Regions from separate parts of the Mus musculus genome. Here regions 2, 3, 4, 5, 6 and 7 are each linked to region 1. The links are chromatin loops, found by intact Hi-C in ENCODE. Cell type or tissue: gastrocnemius. All regions are shown on one strand.

The links. Peaks named below come from ENCODE experiments on the same cell type or tissue, not always from the same donor. Only the 100,000 strongest peaks of a DNase experiment are listed, where the experiment ranks them.
Region 2: a loop joins it to region 1, with 2.0 times the contacts of the local background. A loop is called at or near these places in 2 of 42 quality-filtered maps.
Region 3: it touches region 1 in a loop (4-fold over the local background); 6 of 42 quality-filtered maps call a loop at or near these places.
Region 4: a loop joins it to region 1, with 8 times the contacts of the local background. A loop is called at or near these places in 32 of 42 quality-filtered maps.
Region 5: it touches region 1 in a loop (5-fold over the local background); 14 of 42 quality-filtered maps call a loop at or near these places.
Region 6: it touches region 1 in a loop (6-fold over the local background); 23 of 42 quality-filtered maps call a loop at or near these places.
Region 7: it touches region 1 in a loop (4-fold over the local background); 9 of 42 quality-filtered maps call a loop at or near these places.

Annotation. Positions count from the first base shown.
Region 1 is chr1:38,391,135-38,395,134 of GRCm38, forward strand. The region is part of intron 5 of Aff3 (AF4/FMR2 family, member 3); the gene reads right to left. Among named protein-coding and RNA genes, the nearest start is that of Gm16150, 170 kb to the left of the region's middle. In gastrocnemius, a CTCF peak has its summit at 1,985 (motif pointing right); DNase peaks (open chromatin) are centred at 1,989, 2,665 and 3,572; H3K27ac peaks cover 349 bases.
Region 2 is chr1:38,637,539-38,641,538 of GRCm38, forward strand. All of the region lies in intron 3 of Gm34596 (a long non-coding RNA gene), which reads left to right. Among named protein-coding and RNA genes, the nearest start is that of Gm34596, 8.9 kb to the left of the region's middle. In gastrocnemius, a CTCF peak has its summit at 2,316 (motif pointing left); a DNase peak (open chromatin) is centred at 2,333.
Region 3 is chr1:38,559,035-38,563,034 of GRCm38, forward strand. All of the region lies in intron 1 of Aff3 (AF4/FMR2 family, member 3), which reads right to left. Among named protein-coding and RNA genes, the nearest start is that of Aff3, 66 kb to the right of the region's middle. In gastrocnemius, a CTCF peak has its summit at 2,376; no DNase peak of the experiment used is centred here.
Region 4 is chr1:38,767,662-38,771,661 of GRCm38, forward strand. No RefSeq gene overlaps it. Among named protein-coding and RNA genes, the nearest start is that of Lonrf2, 67 kb to the right of the region's middle. In gastrocnemius, CTCF peaks have their summits at 400 (motif pointing left) and 2,394 (motif pointing left); DNase peaks (open chromatin) are centred at 378 and 2,403.
Region 5 is chr1:38,183,680-38,187,679 of GRCm38, forward strand. Aff3 (AF4/FMR2 family, member 3) reads right to left here. Exons shown (of 22, transcript NM_001290814.1): 18 at 3,257-3,328; 19 at 1,646-1,739. Among named protein-coding and RNA genes, the nearest start is that of Gm16150, 34 kb to the right of the region's middle. In gastrocnemius, a CTCF peak has its summit at 2,017 (motif pointing right); a DNase peak (open chromatin) is centred at 2,028.
Region 6 is chr1:38,785,426-38,789,425 of GRCm38, forward strand. No RefSeq gene overlaps it. Among named protein-coding and RNA genes, the nearest start is that of Lonrf2, 49 kb to the right of the region's middle. In gastrocnemius, CTCF peaks have their summits at 2,224 (motif pointing left) and 3,710 (motif pointing right); DNase peaks (open chromatin) are centred at 1,118, 2,220 and 3,698.
Region 7 is chr1:38,624,293-38,628,292 of GRCm38, forward strand. It overlaps Aff3 (AF4/FMR2 family, member 3), which reads right to left and starts at 2,952. Exons shown (of 22, transcript NM_001290814.1): 1 at 2,797-2,952. The coding sequence starts at 2,849. In gastrocnemius, no CTCF peak of the experiment used is centred here; DNase peaks (open chromatin) are centred at 2,336, 2,761, 3,243 and 3,870; H3K4me3 peaks cover 2,242 bases; H3K27ac peaks cover 1,127 bases.

The sequences.
Region 1 (4,000 bases):
ACAATAGACAATAAATGCCAAATGACCAAAGGTGGGTAGTGAGTCTAGGCTAGGTGGGTGAGGCTGGCAGTACCGTGTGTGTGTGTGTGTGTGTGTGTGTGTGTGTGTGTGTGTGAGAGAGAGAGAGAGAGAGAGAGATGTCTTAGGAGAAAGTCGCCAGAGTGCTGTAGTACTTTCTCTTTGTCATCTGTGGGAAAGGGAAAAGAGATATATTTTTTTTAATTGTTGTTTTCTATTTCCCAATTTTTCATTTGCCTTATGGTTCCCATCTCTAGTGCAATAACCCGTGTTACTCTGCATGCTGTAAGAACAGCCCATTAGGGCATGGTGGCACACACCTTTAATCCCAGCACTTGGGAGGCAGAGGCAGGCGGATTTCTGAGTTTGAGGCCAGCCTGGTCTACAGAGTGAGTTCCAGGACAGGCGGGACTATACAGAAAAACCCTGTCTCAAAAAAACAAAAAACAAAAGAATAGCACATTAATGGTATCAAATGAATACCTTGTTTTAAAGTTCTACTATCTGTGCTGTAGTAGATTTTGGTGGGGACCACTGCTTTGCCTCTTCCAAAAAAAAATATATATTTTTTTCTTTTTGGATGCGTCTGCACACCCACTCTTCTAAACAACCATCCTGGCAGTGTCATTAGATACTGATGTAAACAAATTCCATGCTGTGCAGTGAAATGCTCCTCCAGTGGCCTTGGTTTTGTTCTTTATTTGGAGGTCTGTGTTCATGTATCCAGGAAGTGAGGTACACGTGAGTTCCCCTGGGACTTGCACTTTGTCTCCCCCCTTTGCAAAGCTCTTCTACTTTATACCCTACTATGTTTTTTGACTTTGTGTTCAAGAACGGAGTCAGGGAAGAAAGATGGTGTCTATGCTCTGATTGCTACTCGGGCTTCCACTGGGGTCCTGACAGGGCATCCCTCTTGAGCCTTCTAGCCCATTGGCCATTGCACAAATCCCTACCCTTCCCCAAGGAGTAGCACTTTAGCTTCCTCCTGTCCTCCCCTGGTCAGCGAGGCTTCCAGCAGGGTCCCTCATGATGCATTTCTGGTACGCCTGCTTTTGTGCCCCGGGGCTGAGAGAAGGTGAGTGTATGTTTTGGCAGAGGCTGTAGCTGCTGTAGCTGTTGCTCACTCCCCTCCTCTGTAGAGGGATGCAGCTCTGCAGGCTGACCTTCTGTGTCCTTCCTGTAAGCTGAGACTCTGATCAGGAAGAGAGGCAGGGTACATGGGTCTGTCTGGATGGATGTTCATAGGTGAGGTCAGGATTCTCCCAGGTCTCCCCTACAGGTGCCAGGTAGAGACAAAACCTGCCAGAGGGGGCGAACCTACTAGCATGAATTGTTCATGGCTGTGAGCCTACCTTTAACCTTTAGCAAGTATTTCAGTTTCTAGTTGGACTTCTCATAGGTATCATGGCCTTGATTATTCTCTCATGTAAGTAACACCCAGGTCTCGTGTTGTCCTGAAGCGCCCCCTGCCCCCAACATACACACACTCTATAGCTTGAGCTGTTTGCTCTGCAACTTGAGGTCTTCTGAGTTTTGTGAAAGTCACTGATGTCCTGGTCCTCTGTCATTTTCTCTCACAGTGGGGCCAGTGTTCCTAAAGGAAGTCAGCTCTAAGCTACAAGATGATTAATATTTTAGGGAGAACTTTCTCAAGTTCTGTGCAGTTAATTCTACACCTAGTGAGACACACTGACCACTGTTGTGCTAGAAAATAAAACTCATCAAGAGACCCTGCTTCCAATGCTGGGTATTTCATGCACTGTTCTTCGTGTTTCAAGTAAACACAGGTTAACATCATGAACGATTCACACAGATGAGACCTTCCACCAAAGACCAAGCCAAGCTTGGTAATTTTGGACACTGTTTAGTTCCTACAAAGACATGAATTTTCTACATGTAAACTTCCACTTCTTCCTTCAGAGACAAAAAGCTATCAACCAACTGCTTATCAAACAAATGGCCCACCAGGGGGTGCAGTCTGCACTGGTTTCTGTTGTGGTCGCTCACTGTATGGACCTGAACTGTGGCAAAACCACTTTAAGAAGTGACTCAGAACATTCTACTGCTCCAAGAAAGACTATTCTTTGTGTTTTATTGTTTGACAAGCAATTTCAAAAGATTTTTTTTTAACACTTTTGTCTTACAAATTAGGGCCAAGTTGTAAAGAAACTAAGCAAGTATTTAAATTCCTCAGGGAAGTTCATACTAATGTTAAGTCTTTCCTATAATCAGTAATACTTTAGCAAAAAAAAAAAATTAGCAAATATCCTAGAACTATATGTTCTATACTGAGATTTCAAGTCAGCGTCATTTCTAACAAATCTGAAACGTCATTTCAACAGTAAGAACGAAGGCAGCTAACGGCTGTCAGTTCCAAAATAAAATGTTTGTTCTAGTCACAGGTTTACAGAGCTCTCCTCCAGAAGCACATGTAATGAATGAAGACACGCTGTTAGACATGCTGATTCACTGGGACACGTGAGTTCGAAAATGTATCTAGCAGGAGCCGTTCCAGGCATATGCAACAGTGGATGAGAACAGCGGCTTTCCCTGGGAAAATGAGTGTGCCCCACACTGCAGTCTGCACTGGCTCTAAGTCACATGCTCAGTAAGCTACTGCTTAAGGCAGACTCAGCTGGAAACTCTTCCCCTGGCAGCCAGGAGGGCGGTGGCTTCTGCACTGCAGTCCCACCTGCTGGGTCCTTACTCTGGGTCTTTGCCTTCTCCTCCCCCTGAGATCCAGTGCTGCTCTTCCTGAGGTGACAAGGGGACTACCGTGTACCACAGGGCTCCCAGAGAGTAGTAACCACCCAGGCCATTGCAAAAAAAAAAAAAAAAAGAAAAAAGAAAAAAAAAAGTCTGGCATTTTGAGGTGTGTTGTTAAATAACTGATTATGTATGCTCCAGGCTGACACACAGGGACTATCAAAGTGTCTCTCTGCTTGCACAGTTCCTTCATGGGGTGGCTTAGACATCCAAAGCCTCGGTCCTATACTTCAGGAACAGTTAGCAGCCCCCTCCTACCCTCCACAAACAGAAACAGTCAAAGCAGCCATGATGTGTCTTCTTCAGGCTGAAGGGAGTGAGGTAGACTAGATCCAAGGGTCTTGAGGTACTTGCGCAACAGTCAGTCGGATGTTTAAAAACATGCGATTGGTTTTTGTTTTGTTTTGTTTTTTTAACACAGTTGTTCCTGGGTAGCCACTGGGGATTGGTCCCCTGAAGGCATGCAGATCTGTAAATGCTCAAATCCTTTGTGTAACACGGTACGGTTTTTGTACAAAACCTACAAATGCCTTCCCATATGGTTTATGTCATCTCTAGATGACTAGAATACCCAACACAATGTGTTGAACAATGACTAGTGACATGGAGCAAGTCTAAGCATGTAAGCACAGATGTGGACATACTAGGTCTCACATCATGGCTCAGCACTGAGGCACGAGGCAGCGGACACCACACTTGAATCGCTGGAGAGAGCCTGGGATCTGTGAGGAGGTGGAGGCTGCAGGGGCCACACCCACACATCACACACACTCAGCGACAGCCTTGGCACACCATTCAGACTGTGGAGCTGCTTTCAGGACTCGTTCCTATGCTCCACAGGCCTGGGGAGCCTGTGGGAACAGAGGACTGGCTGTACTCTGCAGGGTATAAAAGAGCCCCAGGCTGCACAGTGGGAGACCTCAGTTTAAACTCTGCTCTGTGTGCTATGGCCTCTACCTCTCTCTTTCTACCTGGAAGACAGGGAGGGCACTACAATGAGGGAACACGGGTAACTCATGTGAAGGACACCCCAGCAGCACATGTTAAGCCAGGCTGCAGGGAATAGTGGAATAATTGAAGCATACTTCCAATCATGGAACTTGTTTAGCCTCGGATATTTCCTTTCATGTTTATGGGTAAAGGGTTCAGGACATGTCCTCTGAAGGTCTGTGAGTTTTCCTGACACTAACACAGTAGGCTTTGGGTGGAGGGATTT
Region 2 (4,000 bases), 250 kb after region 1:
TACTGTTACAGTTTACATCTTCCTAATGGCTTATAAGGACAGGCTGGTGTCAGACGTGGTGTGAGCTGCATGTGTGAGGTTCTGAGGTCAATCTCCAGCACCACCAAACACAAACATAATAAATAAAAATTAAAATGCTAAAATAGCATTACTCATAATGATTTAGGAAGCCATGTGTACGGTGTGAGGTAGGTGTGTGTGTGTGTGTGTGTGTGTGTGTGTGTGTGTGTGTGTGTTGAGAAAGGTGGCTTTCAAGTCTTTCTGCAGATTAGAATTGTCTGGAGGACAAATCTCCAGTGGCCTGTCCCACGCCAAGACGCTTACTTAATCTGTGTGCGCTGATCTGAGGAGTCCCTGTCTTGGGGGAAACCATCATGCAGAAGTGGTCGGGCATTTTTAGCCAGCCTTCTGGCCTTCCTCTCAGGCCTCATCTTCAGTGACTGCTCCATTTTTACTGGTCTTTGGGGATTGGTTCTAATGTTTTGAATTAATTGGGAATCTGCACGTCCAAACACTGAAGGTCCCTGTCCCCAATTGGTTTTTGATCATCAATAGCCAACCAATAGCCAATGGCTTGGGGTGGGGGGTGTGGGGGGAGAGAGAGAGAACTTTTAAATTTGTGCAGGCTGAGAACTGGAAGAGAGGAAGGAGGAGAGATCCCCATGATGGGAAGAAGAAAGACCAGACTTAAAGGCCCACCAATGTATTAGAATCAGGGAAAGTGGCCACACGGGCCACTTCCCCAATTGTGTTTGGGGTAGCAGAGATGAAATACAGATTTTAAAGAGGAGTGTTTGCTAGCAGGAGGAAGAATAAGAACTGCCCAACCTTTGAACTAACCAGGCATATTTAAAATTAACTGCCGTGTGTGTGTGTGTGTGTGTGTGTGTGTGTGTGTGTGTGTGTGTCTTTCATTCACGAATCCAGATAGCTCTTGGGCAAGTGCAATCATCAGGAGCACAGATCAGTTAGCCAAATTACTGCTACACGGGTGTATTTGTCTATATGCTTTTGGTCACTGTCCCATCATATCAAACCCCACTGACTTATAGAGGCATCGATGTTCACCTTGTTTACCTTTAGACTATGTCAAGCCCCTACGCTTTGTTTATCACCATTGTTTCAGAAGCATCATCTCAAGTTACAGACAGGCACTCAGCAAAGGTCCGTTTGCCTCTTAACTGAATTGCTTTGAGTATATGGATTGCTTATTAGGAATGCTGGGTCTTCTAGTATCTGAGCAAGGTATGCCTCTGTTTATTTGGATTCTCTTTCATTTATATCTGAAACGTTTAGTGATTTGTTGCAAAGATTATTTAAATATCAGATAGACTTTCTTCCTAGGTGTTTGATTAAATTGACCTATTCATTCTGAGAGTCTATCTATTTTCTATCTGTACAGTAGTAGGAGAATGCCACCTGTGAATGTTGGCTATTTTCTTTGGAAGATGTATACCTCCATTATTATTATTATTATTATTATTATTATTTTACTTACTAGCTGGTAACTCACATTTGACAAACCATGATGGTGGCCATAAAAATTATAAGGCTTCCAGTGCCATGTGTGGAAAATATTCTTTATGAGTTATCAATCAGAGAGACCCTAGGGAACTCCCAAACAATGCATGCTTTTGCCTACGTTCCTCTTGGTTACCCACAAAACGAGTTGCTAACACCCCATTGCTGAAGACACCACACAACTTGGATGAGAAATCAAGGTAGCATCGATCCGGAAGCTTCCTTCTTGCCAGCTAGCGCTGAACTGGAAGCTTCCAGAAGGCACTATGTAAGCAGCTAGGGAAAAGCAAGGCATCAAATGCTCTTACCCAGCTGCGAGCCCCGTGGTTACAATAACAGCATGAGGCAAGGTGTGCCGACTTATGCAATAGTGGCAAAACCGTTATGGGGATAATCAGCCACTCTCTGATTGGCTTTGGGGTTCACTCCACAGGAGCGCATCCATTTGTGGGACTGTAAACATGCAGGAAAGGTCATAAGCCTTGTAGGGGAACTTAATTCTTCTCTTTAACTAAATTGACGCAGCACTGAACTGCCTCCTAATTATATATTTGTATCCATAGACATTCTGAGCTTTAATCAGAGAAGGTTCTCTTTTCTAATGAATTTTAGTGAATGCAGAGGTTCATGACTCTACAGGGCTCTAAGAATGAATGCCAGGGGAATGTTCAGCACTCAGGAAGACAATTATACTACTCCCTCTAAAGCCAGGCAAACATTTGGAATATGGGGTAGAAAGAATGGAGGATCTGGAGGACAGGGAGAAGAGCCCTGAAGTGCCATCTCCTGGGCAGTGTACAGTCATTGCAATCGCAGACTCTGTAGTGGGTCTATACAAGAGCGGCCCCTCCAGAGCCGGGGAGGAATGGACTCAGGAGACCACACACCTCCCTACTAAACTACTTCCTATAGCCAGACTCGGGAAAAGGCAAGAGCCTCTATCTTCAGTGTGTACATTCAGGAACCCCCATGGGGCTCCAAAGGATAGGTTTAGAACAATAGTCACTCGGATGGTACTAGCGAAACTAAATGGGTCAAAAGCAAAATAAATCAAAAGAACAGAACACAGAACCCATGGGTCTGAGGAGACAGGAAGGAAGGAATATTGATAGAGGTTGGGAGGGAAGAAGAAAGGGTGAGGAGGTAAGGGGACAGAATATATCACAAGCATGAGTGAAACCAGGGAACTAAGTTAGTTAGTGTTATGGATGTGTGTGGTTCTTTTGGGGAACTCTTATCTGATTAAGAAAATTTCCATTTATTGCCCGTTTGTTCAATTTATATCTATTTACTTGCTTTATCGAAATCATGAACTGATGGTGAATTTTAAGGGAGAAAATTTTTATGTGGCTAGTTGAAAAGATAGACTACATGACTTCAGTTTTCTATTAGTGGTTAATGGAGTGTACGTCTTACTGATGCATACTCTTCTTTTCCTTTTGCTCCGCCTCCTCCTTCTTTGTTATACTTATTTTTTCTTTGAGCACATTTTTAAGATTTTTAAATTTATTTATGTGTATGAATGTGTACCTGCATGAGTTTATACGTTTCATGTTCAGGCACATGTAAAGGCCAGAGGAGAGTGCCAGGTCCCCTGGAACTGAAGTTTCAGGAACAGTCATGAGCTGCCTGTGTGGGTCTGGAAACTGAACCCAGGTCCTCTACAAGAGCAGTAGGCACTCTTAACTGACAAACTGCCTCTCCAGCCCCAAGGTGCAGATTTGATGTATACATTTTTGTCACCGTTTAGTTGAAAGTAAAATCATTTCTAATATCTATTGTGACTTTTTTGACAGATGGATCATTTATAGCATATTTTGTAATTTCCAAATAAAGACTTTCCTAATTTTCCTTTTGAAAATATCTTACAGTTCAATTGCATTTAATTAAGGAGTATGCCTCTACCTATCATTTTAATACTTTATAATGTGTTAAAACGTCCTACATATATTTAATTTTGTCAAATAGCCATGTGTGTTAAAAGTATGCACATTTTGCTCTTGCTTGCCTTTCGGCCAGTGTTGTTCATATGAGCTTCTTGGTTTTGTGGGGGTATTTTGTTTGTTTGTTTACTGTTTGTTTACTGTTTGGGTGCTATAAACACAGTAATCATGGATTTAACAGTTCCTTTTCTTTTATCTGGAACCACAGATGTCTATTTTTCTTATGTTGTTTCTTCTACCAATATCTCCTTAGCTCCTATGTCTAGTTATTTTTAGGATGTGATTGGCAGTGTGTCTGCAAAAGTTTACAGAAATAATTTAAAGCCTACAGTGATGTTTCCTTTCTCCAAAGAGGATATCCAGTCCTGCCAGGTAGTCAGGATCATTAGCCACTTGGTATTGCCTTTTCACAATTTTACCAGCTTTTTTCTGTGCGTTGGGGGTGAGGCTAAACTGCACCACTTCTCATCATGAGTGTGTGTTCTTTGAAATTCACATTTATCCTAGAGTTGCACTTTCAGGAGTCAGAGGTGAGT
Region 3 (4,000 bases), 170 kb after region 1:
TACAAGAAATTCTATCTAAAAGTAAACATGTGGGTAAACTGAGGGAAATATGTGACACAGAGAGGCAGAAAGATGGCATTAAAGATAATACAATTATAAATTATACAACAAAGTCAATACAATTAGAAGCCATACAATAAAGACAACACAATTATAAAATCCCAAGCTTGCATTAGGACATGAATGGGGAGGGAGGAAGGAAAAGGCAAAGCAGGGAGAAGGTGGCTCATCTTAATATAAGAAAAGAAAACCGCAAATGGCAAACATCGTTTTACCTATGAGCAGATAGAGAACTAAAACGTGTGGTCCTCAATCTAGACAATTCTAGCAAGAAATTCCACATGTTCTTCCTGGTACTGAAACGGAGACATCTTTCTGAAGAGAAATTTCACAATTTATCAAAAATGTTATAAAAGTTCACAGCCTGCAATCAATACCTCCATCTTCAAGAATTTACTAAAGGGAAATGGAGAGATGGCTCGGCAGTTACAAGCACTGGCTGCTCTTCCAAAGAACCAGGATTCAATTTCCTGAATCCACACGGTGGTTCACGAGCCCCGGCCAGTTCCAGGCAAGCCAAAGTCATCTTGTGGCCTCAGACGGTGCCAGGCACACAAGTGGTGCACAGACATACATACGTGCAAGGCAAAACATCAGACACATAACATACATGTTTGAAGGAAATCTCAGCAATATATGCAATACCTTCTATACCAAAATGTTCGCCACAGCACTTGTCCCTGTGAACCATCAGAATACCAGGCCAGGACACTTAATAGGGCAGCCAAAAAAGTTGTGTCTATTCACACAAATGAATGCTAGCAATGTTTTCAAAGTGGACGTAGTGATATCTAATAATCAATGAAAAATGCAAGATTCAAAATGATGGAAGTGTAATCCTTACATATGAGAGAAAATATCAAGTGTGAATGTACACATTTCACATACAAAAAATCCTACACTGCTTAACAACCCGAATGTGTTCTCAGAAAGTATCATTAGGTGATTCTGTCACTGTGCAGGACACATAAACTAAGACAGCTACTGTATCACCAGGCAATACAACTTTACAGGCCACCACATACACGTGACCATGGCTGACATCATAACTCTAAGTCTGTATTCATGTCGGGAGGGCTGGGGGAGGGAGGAGAATTAGGCAGGGAGGGAGAAAGGGAGGGAGAAAGAGCAGATAAATAAAGGGGTCTAAAAGAATACTCTGAAACTCAACTTTAAAGAGTTTTGTGGGTTTGTTTTTTGCCTGATAATCGTTAGAATTTGGATTCTAGAGAGCCCATAATCGTACAAATAAGAGAAAATCTTTCCAAGTTGATACTTCGAATCAGGAAAGCTTTGCTCTCCACATGACAAGTGGCTGCTTCTTGCCCACAGATGAAAACAAAACAACCTCCTACCCCCTTTGCTATTCTTTCAAGGATTACAGAACCAATAAAATTTCATTGTTCTTAAACTGAAAAGGAAGTCCAGAAATATCAACTATCTCCTCCCGCGACGAGCAATGCAGACAGGTACCTATCTGTAAAGAAGCCGCACAAGGCAAAGAGCCCGTACAGAAAGTTGCAAAAGCAGAGGAAACCAGTTCAGTGGCCCTGTGAGCTGCTAACACAAAGAGGAGTTCTGACTTTATCACCACTATTTTATAAACACTAAGGCGCATGAATGAGAGGCAGCACACGGCCTAGAGTTGGGGGTAAGGAGACCAGTACCAGTCCTGACTCCTCGCATGGCCATCACCAGGACATGCATCCACATGTGCACACAGGACATCCACTGTGTACATCAGCTACTCGATCCGCGCCTCCAGACAGCGGACTATGTGTGCAGCCTGTAGCTTTGCTGCCTAAGCAAACAGCACAGAAGAGACCTTGAAAACTCCAGAACAGTACATCTTTCCTAGGCTTCTGCCCTACACTCTAAACCTGGGCTGAGTTCAACTTCTCAGACCGTTGCATTCAGGAGTTCCTTCCTGTCACTGCAGAAACGTGGCTGTAGCTGTGGTGGCAGCACAGAGCGTCCTGTAGGCACATCCGTGTTGGGACGTCATACCACAACTTGCCAGATTCCTATCATAGAAATATGGTCATTGTCCTGAATTGAGAGGTGGGCACAACCATGCCTGCTCTGTATATCTTTTGCAGAAAGACCAATAAAATTACCCCGTCGCTGTGAAAAAGGATTCCAGTAAAGGAGTTGTTTAATGCAGCTATGCGAGACAAGAAATTGGTGTTAGGAAAAGAGCACTGAGATCCACAGACCAGGATCCATCAGGGCTGACCTGCGACTGCTAAGCTTTGTTATTTACTTTCTTTAAGGCCACCAAGTTGTAAAGATTGTGGTGGTGGCTCTCCCTGGTGGAGGTTAAGTGTTTGGGTTACCAACTGGGGACCTCTGTGGTTGCTTTTGTCCCTGGAGGAGAGGAGTTAATGTCCCCTTCATTTAATGTACCTCATCGTCCCTGTGGTCCAGGTGACACAGGCTCACTGCCAGCGCTGCCCACTCATCTGACACCTATGCCAATCCAGGCCTGGGTCACCTCAAAGGGCAGAATCTCACAAAGGTCCGAGTTGAACGTGACCAGTGGCTCTGCGGATCACATCTCACAGGGGTGTCCATAATGCCCTCCAGAATAAGTTTCAGCTCCACACACTCGGGGGTGCTGTCTACAGACACTTCTGATGGTCTTCCCCACAAAGGTCTGACCTTTGGGGAGCGGTGCCTTTGACATATGTATATGTGAGAAGAGACCACATGCATAAGGAAAGACTACATATGCAGGACGCTGTCAAAGACAGAATCTGACCGTGGCAAAGGCAGCCCTTGGATCTTAATCCTGGAGTGCAGAGTCACTGGGTCTGCAGTGTTTGGTGATCAGATGACAGGCAGGAAGCTGAAGAGAGAGTCTACGCATATCTAATTAATCAAATAACCTCTGTGTCACTTATCTTTGGGCTGGCATTAGAAAATTCCCCTCGTGCCCCCGAATCATATAAATCGCATGGTTTCCTATTCATTAAAGCTGGCTTGGTCTGTGCTGATGTGTCATATTTTGACATGTAACCACAAGGGATGCACAATCAAAATTAAGAAGAGACCTTAGCTGAAATTGGCATGCCCTACTCCAACGAACAATTTATGCCCACACGTGGCCAAAGCTGCATATATCTTCTCCAAATGATGAGTATTAAGCCTGTAGAAATACAGACACCCACAATTCACCTAGCACATTTTGCATGGAACATTTCTTTTAGCTTCCAACTAAACACAGGATATTTACACCACAGAGAGTGCACAGGCTATTATTACACAGAATTACACACAGACTTTCAATACTATTACCATCGTATTTACTGGCTAATCCTGCCGTGTTAATACCATCATGTTCTTCCCGGGCTTTACAGCTCTCCGTGGCTTCCCTCTGCATTTAGAATCAATGTCAAACTCATCATTACCACCTGCCAGGTCCCTACAGTGTCCTGCTGTCCACACCCACTCCTCCCCATCCTGCACCCTCTGCACCCTCTGCACCCGAGCCGACCCTGACCCGCCATAGCTCAGCTGTCTCTGCCACGCTGGCCTTCTCTTTGTTCTTTGTCTCCTGAGCAGCTCTTGTCTCTGCTGTCTCTTTTGTTTCAAAGGCTTTTCACCCAAACCTCCGTGGGGCTCACTTCTCCCATCTCAGGTCAAAAGTCACCCTCCTACTGGGCCTCCCCGGCCACCCCAGTGAACGTTGCTCCCCACCTGCCATCAATCTCTGTCACACCCTCCTCTCCCATCTCATTTTTCTTCACAACACAAATACATTCCAACGGGAAGTGCCCTGCTTTTGAGGATCATCTGGCTACCAAAATGTAAGAACACCATTTGCTGATACTCTTGTTATGCCTGCAGATAGGAGCTTGTTGTCCTCTGAGAGGCTCCACCCAGCAGCTGACTCAGACAGATACACACACCCACTGCCAAACAGTGGGTGGAGCTTGGG
Region 4 (4,000 bases), 380 kb after region 1:
GTTTAATAAAACATGGATATTGTATAATAAATACTGCATTTTCATGAATCTGCCCGTGAGATCAAGTGCTGTGCTAGAAAATATTATGAAATATGTATCACAATCTCTTACAGCCTCCTCCGAGCATTTTATATAAATCGCTACCTGTCAGAAGGGTTTGTGGAGAGAATCGGGGACTCCATGGAAGGCCCACAGCTTTTCTCTGTTGCTATGAGATATTAATATATTAGCATAACGTTTTTAAAAATGCAAATCCGCCCCTGGTATTCATACACTCTGAGTGGCACCCTAAGAAACACGCCTTCCATCCACTTGAGCAATCACCGCTCCTGGCCCCAGCCCCGCTCCCTGCAAGACCCCTTGCCAAGCAGCAGCCAAAATCTGCTCGACAGTGCCCTCTACTGGCGGGGAATAAGAACTTGCTTCCTCCGCTGCGAGGCTCCTCTTTTTTAAAAGGGTCAGGATCACTTTCTCTGCATCTTCTCTCTCCTTACCTCGCCTTGTCTTCAAGTGAAAGAACTTGTTCTTTAGACCTAGTTAAGGGTGTCACGGACCCTCCTCCTCACACACGCCCGTATGCATCCCCTCTACATGCCCCCTTTTTGCTTTCTTGTGACTCGCTTGAGTTTTTCTGGGAAAACTCTTACCCATTTTCCAGCCTTTTCCCTTCCATTTAGAAGCCAAATACCAACAACAAACCCCAGGATTTTTTTTTTAATGCAAATTTTGTGTTGGTGATGTGAGAGTGCGCAGAGCATGTGCCTGTCTTTTGCCGCGGAGGGAAAAGCAGCATTGCTTCGGTGCCCTCCATATCTGAAGCTCTGGAAAGTTCCTAAAGAAGGTTTTTTTTCCTCCTCATTCTGCTTCTGAAGTGAAACCAACCCACAGCATTGGATGGAGATGCACTTTTGAATATACTGCTGTACTCAACCCGATTATTTTTCTGCTGACCTCCATAACAAAACCTGCTTTGCTGACGCTCTGGCCTAACTCACTGAGAACAGGGCATCCAGCTGTTTGCTAACTGTTCTAAAATGTTGCAAGTTACAATGTATTCCTGGTGTTCTGTCCACATGTGGCAAATTGTGATCTGAGTACTACCCAGTTCTCTGCTGAGGCCCACAGGTTTAGGGCCTCTCTGTGAACCCCCTGAGTTCTTCCTGGCTTTACTCCTAAGCCAGGACCTGACACAGAAGCCTGGTCTTTGCTCGGTGAAACCAGCATTGTGTTGAGTGTGAACCAACTGTGTTGCCCACATCACGGCTCCCTCAAACCTTTCTGTCTGGATGTTGAGTATGGATAGTCCATGAGAGCTGTCTCACAGATTTTCATCTTCATGTGCATGACAATCACACCCTGAGACTAGCAGGGGACTCAGTGAGCCGTCTCCCATTCTCAGGTGAAGGGTTCCAAAGTTCCATTCCAGACAATTCTACTAGAATCCAAGGAGTACTTCAGATTACCTGGTGATGAAGCCACTATCCCTGTCCTGTTCTTCGTCCCTCCCCCAGTTCTACAGGACACCGAATCGCTGAGGAAGTTACACCCTCCTCAGCCTTTGCCCTGCAATGGACGCGGAATGCTGCTAAACTAGGAGGGTGTCTCCTCAGAGCAGAACCTGCCAGCATGACTGTGGTGTGGGTTCATTCTGCTTTGATGGGCACCCAAACTAGACATTTGTGGGGGGGGCAAGCCTCTAGGTCTTCCATTCATACATATTTCCATGAAAACAGTGGATGAATCTTGATGGCTATTCAAGAATGAGAGTAGTTTATCATCTGGGTAACTTAAATGCAACTATACAGAAATGCGTATATATACTATATATATGGTTATATGTAAGGGTATGTATATATATATATATATATATATATACATATATATATATATGTGTATATATATATATATATATAAAACCAATAAGATATGTATACCATCTATATGGCCAGTAAGATATATATGTGTGTGTGTGTGTGTATGTGTGTGTGTGTGTGTGTGTGTGTGTGTGTGTATGGCATCTTATATATATGATGTGTGTGTGTATCTGTGATGTGATTTTTTTGGCAACTGTATTACATGATATTACATAGATAACATCCTGTCATCATGTCAGAAAGTTGGGCCCACTTGGTAGGCAATACAGAGACATTCTAACAGTAATGTTTAATTACTCACATTATCAAGCACGGGATCATCTTTAACTGCATGGGGAGAAGAAAACCCACCATCCCCTAGACCATTTTTTTCTCTCTAGATTTTCCTATCCTAAAATTTTGCATAGAGAAATCATTTCTAGAATCAAAGTTGAGCTTCAGAAATTTGTTGACCCGACGATGGAGAAAGCTTAGCTCCTTTCAAAGCTCTGGAAACTACCTTTCTCTGTTTGGAATGTGGCGCCCCCTACAGGCTGCCCAGCTCTGATCATCCCTGAGACCTGGCTCTGATTCTGAGCTTGGGGCTGACCTGCTATGGAAACTAGCTAGGAGGTTCAGTTCCAGCCTTTTGTAGAGAAAAGTATTCTGAAGAGGTCAGAGCTGAAAAGGAGACCCCCACAGGGCCGAACAGGCTGCTTGGCTCTCTCCAGGCAGTGCCCTGCGGGAAATTCACTGCCTAGCTATTTCCTGTTTCAAATGATGAGCCACAAAGGAACCACGCAGCCTTTTGGATGGCGTGGTTATGCGCTCAGCTCCCCAGGAACCAGAGCACGGTGACCCTTTGTAAAGAACAAGGTGGCAAGAGAAAGGAAGGGGAGTCCTTTGGGCATCCACTCTTGTGTCCTCTATTCTGCAGAGAGCTTTTTGGGGTGTGGGGCACACAAGTAAGCAAATGCCTTGCAAGCCTGAGTCTTTTTACAAATGTGTCCCGGTTCTTTAGGCTTGGGATAGTATAAGGCATGAGTTACTTCACCTTAAGCAGAAAACTCACTTTCCAGGCTCCATCCAGGTTCACCTGAGGGAAGCTGGGGACCTCCCTGCTTCCTCTCTCCCTTCTGGAAAAGTCCATATTGACATCCTTCATCATCACAGGGCACAATTAGCCCAGAGATGTAGGAGACCATGACCATAGAGAGCATGAAAAAAAGATGATTGGCTTTCTGGAGACAGAGGTAGCTTAGGTGTGGAGAGGCAAGCAGGCCTTTATGCTTTGGAGACAAAGCGTGCCTTTTAGCAAGGCTCGGTCTACTTGCTATAAGTAGGCCAGGGAAGGCCCGACCTCACATCTGGCAAAGCCATCTGGGCAGAAGAGACTGGTGAATGAGTGTTCTGGCAGCTCCCTCTGGAATGTAGGTTTTATTTTCTTCCCATTTAATCTTACCAGAGGTTTGTCAATCCTACCCTGAGCACTGAAGAGGGAAATGCTACCTTTATGAGCCAACATAGGATAAGTAGAAAAATCTACACTTCTTTTCTTAAATTCTATCACTTCCCCTGATTCTTTGGAAGAATCAACTCTGCCCTAAGCCAGGAGTGTGTCTTACAACCGCCTAGTGTAATTATGAGTGGCTTTGCAAACATTCTTTGAAACCACAGGTTCTTAAAGACTCCTAACACTGGGGGCCTCTTCTCAGAAGTAATACAAGGAGCCCACGCATGAGGTGATGAATCTGATCCCAAACAGTGTGTCAACCACCCTGCCCCCAGGTAATATTTGTGGGTGCATTAAAAAAATCTCTATGTCCCCCACGATGGATACATGTACAAATGCATGCATCGGAGGCTCAGAGACTGTTGAGGAAGAGGGAAGGGAGAAGAAAGTTTGTAAGAGCCAGGGGACCAGAAGATGGCTGTGAGGTTTTTGTCTCCTAAAAACATCAGGGAAGCTGATCACCCAAAATATGTCAACAGTACCACGGCTTAATTAAGACCCGAACAAGCAATGAGACCAATAGAAACTTCATGGGAGCCCACCCACCCCTGGACAAAAACAAAACAAAACAAAGCAAACAAACAAAAACCCTAAAGAGAAGCAAGGAATAACGGGGGGGGGGGGGGGGGGGGAG
Region 5 (4,000 bases), 210 kb before region 1:
AGCTGTATTTAAACGATCCTTAGAGTGTGGCACAAAGGGCACCTAGTAGCTACAAAACTTCAACAGGAAGGATAAGGTTTGGAGGTCCCCTGAAGGCATGTGGTCAGAACTGGGAGAGAGGGACAGATCTGAGATGTCCTGTCACAAAGATGGTGGCAGCAATTTAACAGGTGCAGTGTACAGCAAACCACACTGTACACTATTAATAGTAACCTGCCACTTGAAATATACTTAAAAACATACAAATGCCCATAACTCCTAGAAGAGAAACTGATTTTCTGTTCCCTTCTCTGTCCATTTTTGTTCATACTTTCAGACTGGATACACACACTGAAAACAATCCTTTAAAAGCTTGCCAGGACTCACTGGGATCACAGAATTTATCTTACTCCTTTTCCAAGCATCTTCGGTTTTACTCTATATAGCAATTCATCCCTTAGATTCTGATCTGAAAGTCACTCTCTCTGCCTCCTCTCCCATGTCTGTTATGTGTGTTTGGGACAGGTCTCACTGTATAGATCTGATTGGCCTGGAACTTGCAGCGATCCTCCTGCCTCTGCCTCCTGACAAGCCTGCCAGGCTATCTCATTGCTCCGCAGCAGTCATTCCATATGAACAATTAGAAAATGGCAGTGCACCAGACACAGACCAGAGCATCACCAGAGTAGCCTGACCATCCAGCTGGTCTCTCAGATGTTCAGGATGTCAATAAATGACTAAAAAAGATGTGTGTGTGCGCGTGCATGCACATGCGTGCATGTGTCTGTGTGTTTATATATGTGTGTGCGTGCATGTGTGTATTTATATTTATGTGTCTGTGTATATGTGTATATATGTGTACATGTTTGTATGTGTGTGTCTGTGTGTTTGTATGTGTGTATCTGTGTATGTGTTTGTATGTGTGTGTATGTATTTGTGTGTGTGTGTATGTGTATGCATGTATGTGTATGTGTGTGTCTGTGTGTTTGTGTGCATGTGTGTGCATGCATGTGTGTGACAAAGGAGGGGTGGAGACAAGGACGGTGTAATCTCAGACAAATGACATTTTGAACAAATGATTAACTTCAGGTACACTTGCAACAGCGCAGCAAAGAGGTGCTCTTCATTTGTTTTGATAGTTTTGTATTCTTCTCAGGAAAGTAATTGAATTTTCTGAGATAAAAGTTGCCATGGCTGTGATTCGATCTGTGTCACCACCACACATTGCTGTTGAGGGTCTCTGAGCTATAAGGAGCCATTTCCTATCCTTAAAAATGACATTTCAATCAAAGATTAAATCAGCTACAAGAGATGAACTCAGGGCAGTGGGTCTAAGTAGTTACTTCTAAGAATCTACGTGGACATAAGGAATCAGGTCTGCTCTAAGGACAGATCTATCCCCTAGACATTGGGGACAAATTGGACATTCTCTGTTTAGAGGCCATAAAAATAAGGACATGAAGACAGGGGAACAAGTTATCTGGGCTCTCAAGGCCCATTCTTGGAGCCCTGCAAACCACAAGTGTGTCATAAATGGGGTGACTCTGGACAACAGAGATGGCAGGTTTAGCCTCAAGGCAATGGGTGCATGAGGCCTTTCAGAGGTGCCTCTGCCAGGGAGAGAGCCTAGCACAAGGAGGCATGGTGCCTATTTGCTAGGCAGTACCTTGAAATAGTCGATAAGTGCTTTTGAATATTTTACAGCATGGTCTCTTTTGAGTCGAAACATCCGCCAGTATAGGAGAGCCAGGCATCGGTAACTGCAGGGGAAGAAGAGAAACGTGTGTCTTTCACAGCGAAGCTCCAGAACAAATCCTGTCATTTCTGACTCAATATTTTGATCACACTTATACCTCTAAAATGTTTCCATCTTAAGTATGTGTATGAGTATTTGATGTTCCTTTTGTTCAAAAAAACACGATTCAAGATTCCAAGGAGGACCCCCATACCTGCATTTACCACCAGATGAGGTGTAATAACAGCTTGAAGAGCTCTTTGTTGGGAACAGGGTCAGGCCACTCTCCTCTTCCACCACCAGAGGGCAGTGTCTCCCCACTACAGCCTGCGGGAGTGCTAGCACATTCTACCCTGCTTTATGGGGCGAGCTATTGGCCTCGCAGACGGGACAGCAATTTCCCAGATTCTATCACCTCTGCTTGTTAACGCTTTACTAGATTGTAATCAGTTCAAATAAAGTGCATTACAACCACAACAGAAATACTAATCTGAGGCTAGTTACGTTTGCTCATTTACTACAACGTTTTGTATAATTATTTATAACCTACATATATTCCAACATTAATTATTAATCACCGTCAATTTATTAATCTCATCACGGTACTTCAATAAAGAAAAGGGCATATTTAGCATTTCCTGAGACTCATTCTTTCCTGGTGCTTGACACGGGTAATTCTTCCCCAGCTCAGATCAGGAATGTGTTACAATCACAAGGCGCCCAGTATAACCCGATCCACCTCTTCTAGCACCTCAAACTCCCGAGGAAATCACGTCAAACGGCTCAAGATCATCTTGTGTCTCCCTTGCGGTTAGGCCATCTGAGATTCCATTTGCTCTTCCATCTCACAGATTAGACCTAGAGCTCAGGGAACCTGCTGAGGGCACACACCACTTGGAATTCACAGGACAAGAGACTAAGAGAGGGGCCGTACAGTTTGAGAGATGGGTTGAAGTGGCAGAGCAGATGCTGTGGGGAGAGTAATCACTGCACAGCCCTTACTGCTGTAATCCTAAGTGCAGGGAGATTAATTACCCATTAGCTAGTGTGGAAGAAATTATTTTACTACCTAAGTAAAATGAGCGTCCCCTCGGTTCAGTGTATTGATAACTCTAATGGATTGTGGGTACTCGTGCATACTGATTCGGCATGCAGAGTAACTTGTCCATGATTTTGACTGCATGTAAAGTGTTAAGTGTAAGAAAAATTCCATTTAGCACAGTTCACGTTCAAAGAACTGAGGTGGGGCCCGCTGTTTTGACTTCGCTTTTGTGTGTGGGCACATGTGTGTATATGTATGTGCTCATGCCTACCCATGCATGTGTAGAGTCCAGAGGTCCACACTGGGTGTCTGTTGTTCACCTGATTTCTCTGAGACAGGGGGCTGCTGGTTTTGGTTACCCTGATCGACTACTGTCATCATTCTCTCCCTGTGATGTGGTCAACCGTGAACTCAGGGTACCTTAGGGGAAAGTGGTCTGGAGGTTCCAGGAAGCACAGGGCAGCTCAGCACCCCATTTGCAGAGCTGGGGTTATACTTACCAAAGCGCAGCTAACTGTTTGTCCTCTGGTGTGGCATTGGGGCCTGAGTGGGTTTTTAGTCTCATAGCATACCTTAAAAAAAAAAAAGATAAAAAAGCAAAGGAATTAAATAGTTCTTTCTGGGTATCAACAGAAGTTTTTCTATGGCTCTCCACCCCACCCTCAGGTGTTCATTCTTTCCTTTCTTTTTATGTATATGTGTGTGTCTTTTTGTGTATATGTGTGTACATGTATGTACATATGGGAATGTATGGGTGCGGATGCCCATGGAGGACAGACTGGGTGTCGGATCCCCCGGAGCCTAAGTCACAAAGTAGCTTTGAGTTTTGGGATTCAAACTTGGGTCCTCTGCACAGGTAGTGGGTGTTCTTAACCACTGAACCCAACCTGAGTACATCCATCGGTGTACACAGTGCTGACAAGCCTGCCTTAAAAGCTAGCTGATGGCATTACTGTGCCAACTGGAAAGAGATGGCTTGTATGATGTGCTACCTTCTGTACCTTAATGACACAGAACCAACTCTCAGGAGTGCTGCAAGCTCGAGAAGCATTCACAGATACGGTAGGCGTCATTTCTGCATTTCTACCACACTGCGCCACTGAGGATAGAGCTGAAGCTCACCCTGGTACTTGGATGTAGTGCTCAGATTTGACTTTGTGAAGCTCTTGGCATAGCAAGCGGCTTGCTGAAAACGGCTGAGAAAGTAATCCTGCTGCTGCAGAATTTCTAAGTTCCGAGAGCAG
Region 6 (4,000 bases), 390 kb after region 1:
TGCTCCAAGCAGCCCCAGGACTAGAACTGCCCATTTTCTCCAGGAAGATAGTCTCAGACCAAGACCTCAAAGTATCAGAGGGCTGGAGGCTGGGGTGGGCCGAGGGCTGCCCAACCGCAGGCCTCTGGAGTATAGAGCCATAGAAAGACGGATGCTGTGGCTTCCTGTGATCAAAGAGGCACCCATATCATACCCAAATTCACAGCAACCCCAGAAGGAATGGGACATTTCTCCCAAGTCACAGAGAGGCAAAGATGCTCCAATGTGGCTCCCAAGTGTGGCCACTAAGCCTGTCTTTCAACTCACCTTCACAGACTGTATAAACCTCAGACTTAAGGGAGAATGCTCGCTCAGTAGACATGATAATCCAGATATCTTAAGAGGTATATATCTGCTCAGCCTTAAAGAACTAAAGGATCCTCTTCCTTTGGAGCACTGTAAAACCCTAGGAGCTGGGGTGATGTTAGCCCAGGGCAAGGTTGCCTGGGGTGGGTAAAAGGCTGGCCCCCTCTATCCCCAATGTACGAATGTAGGCAAGGCTGCCTAACTCTCCCAGACTCCATGCCACCCTTCCTCTGTGAAGTGCAACAATAATTGGAAATCCCACAGGCTTCTGAACAGGCCACACATGCCAGCTGCTGTGGCTTGTCCTGGCTGTCCCCATTATTGCTGCCCCTTTGATAATGGCTTAATCAATGGCAGCCATTATCATCAGCTATACACTCCCATCTTCATTATCTGGAGCTGTCTTGGCCTATGGTGCGCATTCTTCTGTTTTTAGCAGTTCCTAAGAAAGCTTGCACTTTAAGGGAGAAGGCTGAGAAGAGCCACATTCATTTTCTGTGGACCAGCGGGAATTATGCCTGGTTAACCTGTGGCTATCCCACAGCTAGATGATGTGATGGGAGAGCAGAGAGGATGGGAGAGGGGGGTGGGGAAGGTAGCCTCGGGGATGCTAAGGATCAAAGGGCCACTGTAAGAAGGGTGACCCTGGTAGGACCCTGGTGGACCCCTTCCTTTACGGCAGTGCGTCTCAGCCTCTGAAACACATTGTGTCAGCACTAGCTGGCTGGTCTCCATCCCTGACCTTGTGATGAAGTTGTGAAAGGGGCCCATGTGAATCCCTGGATGATGCCAGGCTGCTGGTGTGGGGCCCAGGCTTTGAGAGACTGCTTTAGTGCCAAGCCCAGTAATTCATCAAACGAAATCACTGGCGGGCAAAAATGAAGCCAATGAACGTGAGCTGTTCATGAGCTGAACAGGAAGCAATGACATCAGAGTTGGGGTAGGGGCGGCTCTGCTGGACACCCCCAAGGCACAGTTCCAAACCAAATGGAAATTCTCCTTTGGCTTTAGACCAAGCACCAAAGAACAGTAATTCCAGACCTCATGGGATGTATCCTCAAAGACTAGGTTAGCACCACCCAGCATTCAAGGCCGTGCTTCAGTGAGCTCCTGGGGTCCCCACACTGTGGAGGTGTGGGCCTCTCTGACTCTCACTGGGTTTAGTTTCTCAGAAGCTCCACTCCTATGCCCACATCTCACCTGAGAAGGAGGCTGAGATCTCCCAAGGACTTGGTGGTCCTTCTGCCCCTGCCTTCCCTAGGCTACTCTGAGCCTCTCTTCCCTGTCTTCTTCCCATAGTCTCAAAAGCAGATTGCTCACCCCATGTTTTACCTGATAGGTATCGTATGCATTGACTCCAAACCAAGGTGTATGTTATAATCTCTAGTGTGTAAATTAGGCAAGCAAGGATCTGGATTCCAGGCAGCTCATTCAAGGTTGCTCAGCTAAAAGGATGGTTCATTGACACCATCTCCAGCTGATCGAGCCAGAAACTGATTTACCACCCAGGTTTCCCTATTCCTTGGCTTTTACCTTGATTTATTGGATAATCATTTCCTTCCAGAGAGAGGCTCAGTAGCTTTCCCGGAGCTGTGAGCCAATGTGGAAGGTATGGGAATTTTAGTCATTAGACTAGATGACATTCGTCATTAGAATAGAGTAACGCTTCAGAGGGTTGCCTCCTGGTTCAAAGTCCACCATGTTGAGGCCCTCCTCTTCTAACAGCAGAGGTGGACTTGACCATAGACGCTCATCTTTGCAGGAAAGAGAAGGTCTCATCTCTTCCATAGCCAGTTAGCTGGTTCCCAGTCTGAACCAGTCCAGACAGACATCGCAGCTGACGTTCCTTCTTTCCTGAGAGTACAGTGACCCCATGTGGCTATTGCCAGGCACAGCAACTTACAGAGTGTGACAGCTATTTCTTCCCTACAAAGCTGTGTTGAGCCTGTAGGACAGTGTCTCCCTGGCATGCAACTGTGAGGCCCAGTGTGGTCTGAGCACATCCCTCCAGGCCCTGCTGAGGGGATGTAAACGTCGTGCTTGGGGATGGCTGACCTTCAATTCTTTTTTTCTGCCCTGTAGGCTCTCACTCCCAGCCCTTCACACACCCTCCCTGCATCTTAGAGACAGGTGAGATGGAGGGAACTGTTGTGTGACCTGTAGATGCAGGAGGTGGAGATGGGGGACAGAATTGGGGGGGTCTACATGTATTGTTTGAAGCTATACCCCCATTTACACATACAAGTGTAAGCACTAAGGAAGCCTCTGCTAACACCACCCAGACGAAGTGCATGGGAACAGGGAAGGATTGCATGTGGCTGCTGCGGACACTTGCTGAGCTTGGCACAGCTTAGAAAGGGTCTTTTTTCCCCCTTCCCCCACATAACGTTAAGTCCCCTGAACATAGGTAGGTGGTTTAGTGGGATCCGTTCACACCTTCTGTTTTCTGTCCCTCACTTCCCTTTCTCTGGCTATAAATAAAACCTGCCTGAGACAAGGTGTAGTGAACTCTGAACCACTTCTCCTTGGGTCTGTAGGACTCAGTTCTGAAATGGCAAATGCAATCGGTCAAGATCCCACCAGACTAGACGGCTGCGGTGTGTCCTGTAAGAGTCATATGTGTGGGTTCTTAACAGATGCTAAGACTGGCCTGTAACGTTTCTGAAACCTTCCTTGTGAGGAGGACAAGGGCTACCCCCGCCCCCCCCAAAAAAAAACCCTTTCTTTCCTTTGCTCAACTGCTGCTCTTCTCATCTCAAGGAGAAGCCCTCCTGTGGCAGATTTGTGACTGAATCTAGACAGTGTTGATTAATAATGAGCAGTCTGCCATCTTGTCTGTTTGTACAGTTGTGTCCAATATTTTAAAAATATCACTTGAGGTGGTTGAATATATATGAATCGATAGAAGATACACACACACACATGAATTGATAGAAGATATGATTTAAGGTACGTATATCATTGGCTTCCCAAGAGGACTCACCCAAGAAATCTTAAAATTTGAGATCTCCTGTAGCCCTTGTGTTAGCTGACTGACAAAGAGATTGTAGGACAGAGAACTCACAGCTAGACTCTGACATACTGTTAATTGGAGACTAAGCAGAAATAATGGCACGTTAACAATGTAGCCCACTGGGAAAATGGAGTTGTCGTTATGACCAGATCTTTCAAACTAACCTCTTCCATCAGAAGTGCAAGTCTGCCCATGTCTTCCAAGGAAGGGAATTGTCTTGGGAAGGTCTGGGCGAGCACTGTGAAGCCTTTTGTTGTGGAATCTTAGCTCAAACTTGTCATCCAAATCTTACTTGATCCAAATCTTACCTGTAGCTAGTACCCTGGTTTCTGCCCTTGCAGTGCCTCAGAATTTCCAGTAGGTGGCACAAGCTACACCTCTCTACTCATCTGTCTTCCCACTAGAACTTAATTGAAAAGATGCTCACTTCTTCCTTTTCCCCTCCTTTCTCGTCACCTGTCTCCCATCTTTCTCTTTGACCAAAAAGAAAATAACATACAAACCAACCAAACAAACAAACTCCAAAAACAAACAAACACTCAGACTTTCTGTTGATTTGGCTGTGAGGATTAATTCAAAGGGGGCCACATGCAAAAGGGAAATGCTACCTTTAAAGATCATGGGGCAGGCAAGAAATGCCAC
Region 7 (4,000 bases), 230 kb after region 1:
TTTTCCTCTCTGTAAAAATCAGACCAACAACAGTACGTACATGGTAAGTTTCTTGTTGGGGAATAAATGACCTAGGACATATAATGGCCATGCCTCTGACAAGTATGTAGCAAATATTAGACTTAAAATACCTGCTGTCATTTTTGGTCTTGGCACAGTTACAGATTAAAACTCGTATTTTCTTATCTATAAAATGAGAGTACTGTCATTTACTTTTGAGATGTTATCAGATTCAAACAAGAAGATAACAGATATAGGAATATCAGACATATAGAAAGTAATCAAGTATGCCAGGCATGAAGGACCCATGCCTGGTATCCCGGAACTTAGTAGACTGAGGCAGGATAATTACCTTGAGTGTGAAACTTGCACACCAAGACTTTCTTTCAAAAACAAACAAGAGCTGGAGAAAGAGAGGAGCGAACGAGCGGGAGGGAGGGGGAGAAGGAGAGAGAGACAGAGAGAGAGAGACTACATGTTTTTGATCATGCATGAGCTTGAAACTGAACTGTAAACATAAAAGTCTTTAGCAAATCCTAAAATTGAGTTAGAAATGTCATGCAAAAATTGGTCCATAACTAAGAGAATGTCTGACATATTTGAAATGCAAACCCAAGTTTTTTGGTTTATCTTTAACTTTACCTAAAGATAACCTTTTGTAAATGTAAATTCTATATCCACAAAATAAGAAACATTCTCTTAAGCCAAACTGTTCTACTATACTGTAATCAAGAAATCTAACATGCTTTCTTAAGCCAAGAAACTATATATTGCTTACAAATCTGATTGAGTGTGCAATGGCTTAAAAAAAAATGCTTTCCAGCTGTGGTGGCGCAATGTCCTCAATGCACTAGTGAAACAGGTAAAATCTATGTGGTCTGAGGCCAGCCCAGTCTACAAAGCAAGTTTCAGGCCAGCCTGGACTATGTTGAGAGATATGGTCAAATAAATAAATAAATAAATAAATAAATAAATAGGATATTAAAAATTTAAAGACAATTCAGCAGGCATTCTTTGACAGTATTCAAGATAATTTACTGGGAACTGAAGACACACCTTGAGCCCTTGCCAAAAAGGCCTACACATTACCACTGATAATCTCAAAATACAACTTATAAAAACCATACAGGAGTTCAATTTGAACCAGAAAGTGGATAAGTAGCATAAACATGCGTCCAAAAAATAAGTTCTCCCCTTTAACTACAAGCCTGCCTAGATTTTAAAAAGCAAAAGTCATTTTTAAAAGGCAGTTGTTATCTGGGAAGCTATTGAATTTGTGCCAGAAACCAATATTTCAAAAGGTAAACCTGTAAAATAATAGGTATCTGTAAATGAAAGACTGGAATAACCCCAGGAGCAGCAACACAGTAATTAGCAACTTTTATAGAGTAATAACATGTTCCATATTCTCTCTACACTAGCTCTTTGAAGTTGCCAGTGTAATATATACAAGTTTTATTACATTGGAGCCCATCCTTGTGTGTTTTATAGGTGCTAGCATTATGCAGAGCAAGCTGTAGTCACCGTCGGATCTTCTATAAGAAACTGCCCGATAATTCGTGAGCTCTGTGTCTAGTTTATTTTGTTACACCTGTCTTTAAGAAAATAAAGTCACTTTGAGCCTAAGTCACTATGGAGATTCACATGCCCACATGCCATCGAGGTATGTGTCATAAATCATAAAGCAGTTTAGCTTTAAAATTGTGCATCGCATATTCATGTGCACACCACTTGCAGTTTTTGACACATGTGAACTCTTTACTGAATTAAAAAGGGAACTGCTCAGCTCTACAATCAGCGATTACCAGAGGCAGAACAGAAAGCAGTTAATATGCTTGTTCCAGCAGATGTTCATCCCCGTAAATATTAAACATAACACAAGTTCCTCCAGGAATATACAAGCAGTAATTTTACCACCTGAATAGGGCTGGTTGGAAACATTTAAGGGGTGGGGGCAATGTGAGGGATGCTGAAGCAGCCAATGGGATTTTTCAGACAACCGCAACTAGAATTAAATTGCATCTACCTGTGATTTACCTATAGCAGCTCTCCCTAATGCGAGATTAGCGAGAACTGGAACCCCAAGTGCATTCCAGGCTGCCAGCTTTGAGCTTGACAAAAAGAGTGAGGAGTTCAGCCATGGGCATGTGTGAAGAAAGGGTGCAAAGGAACCGAGAACCTCCGGGAAATGAGTCTCCCTGGGCCAAGGCCTCCGGAATTCGGGCACCAAGACACACTGGCCTCCTGCCTAGGGTGCTCACTTTTCCATCTCCAGTGGGAGTGAGGTAGGACAGAGGAAGGATGCAAACGCCAAGCAGGGAGCAGGCAGGGCGCAAGGCTAGAGAGCATCCTCTCCGGGCACTTCGTAGAGGTACCAACTCTAGGGGGTCACAGGGGTGGTGAGCCTGAGGCTCTCCGGGAGCTGGAGGGGAGCACAATCCGAAGGAAGGGAGCTGAGAGGGGCTGCGAGATGAGGGGTGGGCTCTCAGGCATCAGTGACACGTTCTAAAAATCGGTTCTCTTCCCCTCCACCGCTGCGCTCCTCCAGTGGCAGCCAGACCCCGGCCCCCTGAGCTAGCGCAGGCAAGCACCGAGGGGAGAGAACGGAACCGGAGACCGACGAATTCACGGGGAGGCGGCCGAGCATCCAGCCCGCCAAGGCTGGAAGGAGCCGGCCAGCGAGGCGGGTGTCCCCGAGCCACCCCACCCCCACGGCGGCCGGGCACCCGGAGTCCCGGCCCAGGTGAGGGCAGGCGGGGCCAGCGCGGCTCCCCAGCGGCCAGCACCGGGACTCACCACAGCGACTCGAGGTCCCATTCCTGGAGCAGGGCTAAGTCGAAGCTGTCCATGGTGGGAGGTGTCAGCGCCGCCGCCGCCGTGTCCGCCGCCGCCGCTGTGTCCGCCGCCGCCGTGTCCGCCGCCGCCGCTGCCGAGCCTCGGGCCGCCCGCGCGCTGCAACGAGAGGCGCCCGCTAAGGTGCATCCCGGCCGCGCCCGAGCCGCCGCCGCCCGCCTGCCCGCCTGCCCGCCAGTCACCCTCCCCCGGCTCTCAGTGCCCGGCACCCCCGCGGCCCCTGCTTCCCGGGCCCGCCCGGCGCACTCACCCGCTCGCCGGCTCGCGCGCAGCCACACTCGCCGAGAGCCGCGAGCTCGCTCTCTCGCCGCGCCGCCGCCCCCTCCCGGCCTGCGCCCGCCCCTCCGCCCCTCCCTCGCGGCGGCCCGGCCCGCTGCAGCCGCCGGCGCGGTGCTCTGCGCCCGCCCGCTCGCCCGCCCGCCTCTTTCTCCTCCGGGAGGCGCGTGTGCGCGGGCGAGGCCGAGGCGCGCGCGCGCGTCCTGAGCCCCGCGCCGCGCCCGCCCCGCGCGCCCCTGCGCTCCCCGCGCTCCCCGCTCTCCCCGTGCGGCTGCTCGGGGTCCCGCGCCCTTTCTCGGGCCGGACTGCCGGCTCGCCCTCCTCACCCGCGCCCCTCCATCTCTCCAGACCCTCAGTGGCCCCGAGGGTTGCGGGGGACGTCCTCTGAGCCAAAGGGAGCGGCGCAGCGGCGCCGAGGGCAGGGGGATGCCGTGCCGAGCCGAGGCCGGCCTGCAGCAAAGCAGACCCCTGCCTCTCGCCCTCGCCCCGTGTCCAGCTGGGACTTTCTGGTCCTCCGCAAATTAAGGGGAACCCGCAGGGCGCTGCGGCTGGAGGTGTGCACTCTTGAAGATCTGGGGTGGGCGCTAGGAAGGAAAAGCCCTGGGCGCCCCAGGCGCGGTGAGAGTTAACAGTGCAGCCCACGGCAGCGCTGAAAACAAATCGTTTCAAATATCTGGAGCCAGTAACTTAAGTGAAATAAAGAGGAGGCGGGAAGGAAGCGTCTTCCAAGACCTGCTTTCAGCTGCAGTTTAGCCTGGGGGCTGGGAGGACGAGGGGTATCCCACTAGCCCTCAGCTGCCCAGTCCCTGGAAACCAGTCTCCTTTCTTTTTATTTCATACTGGAAAGGCCTCTCTGGGTTTCCACTACAAA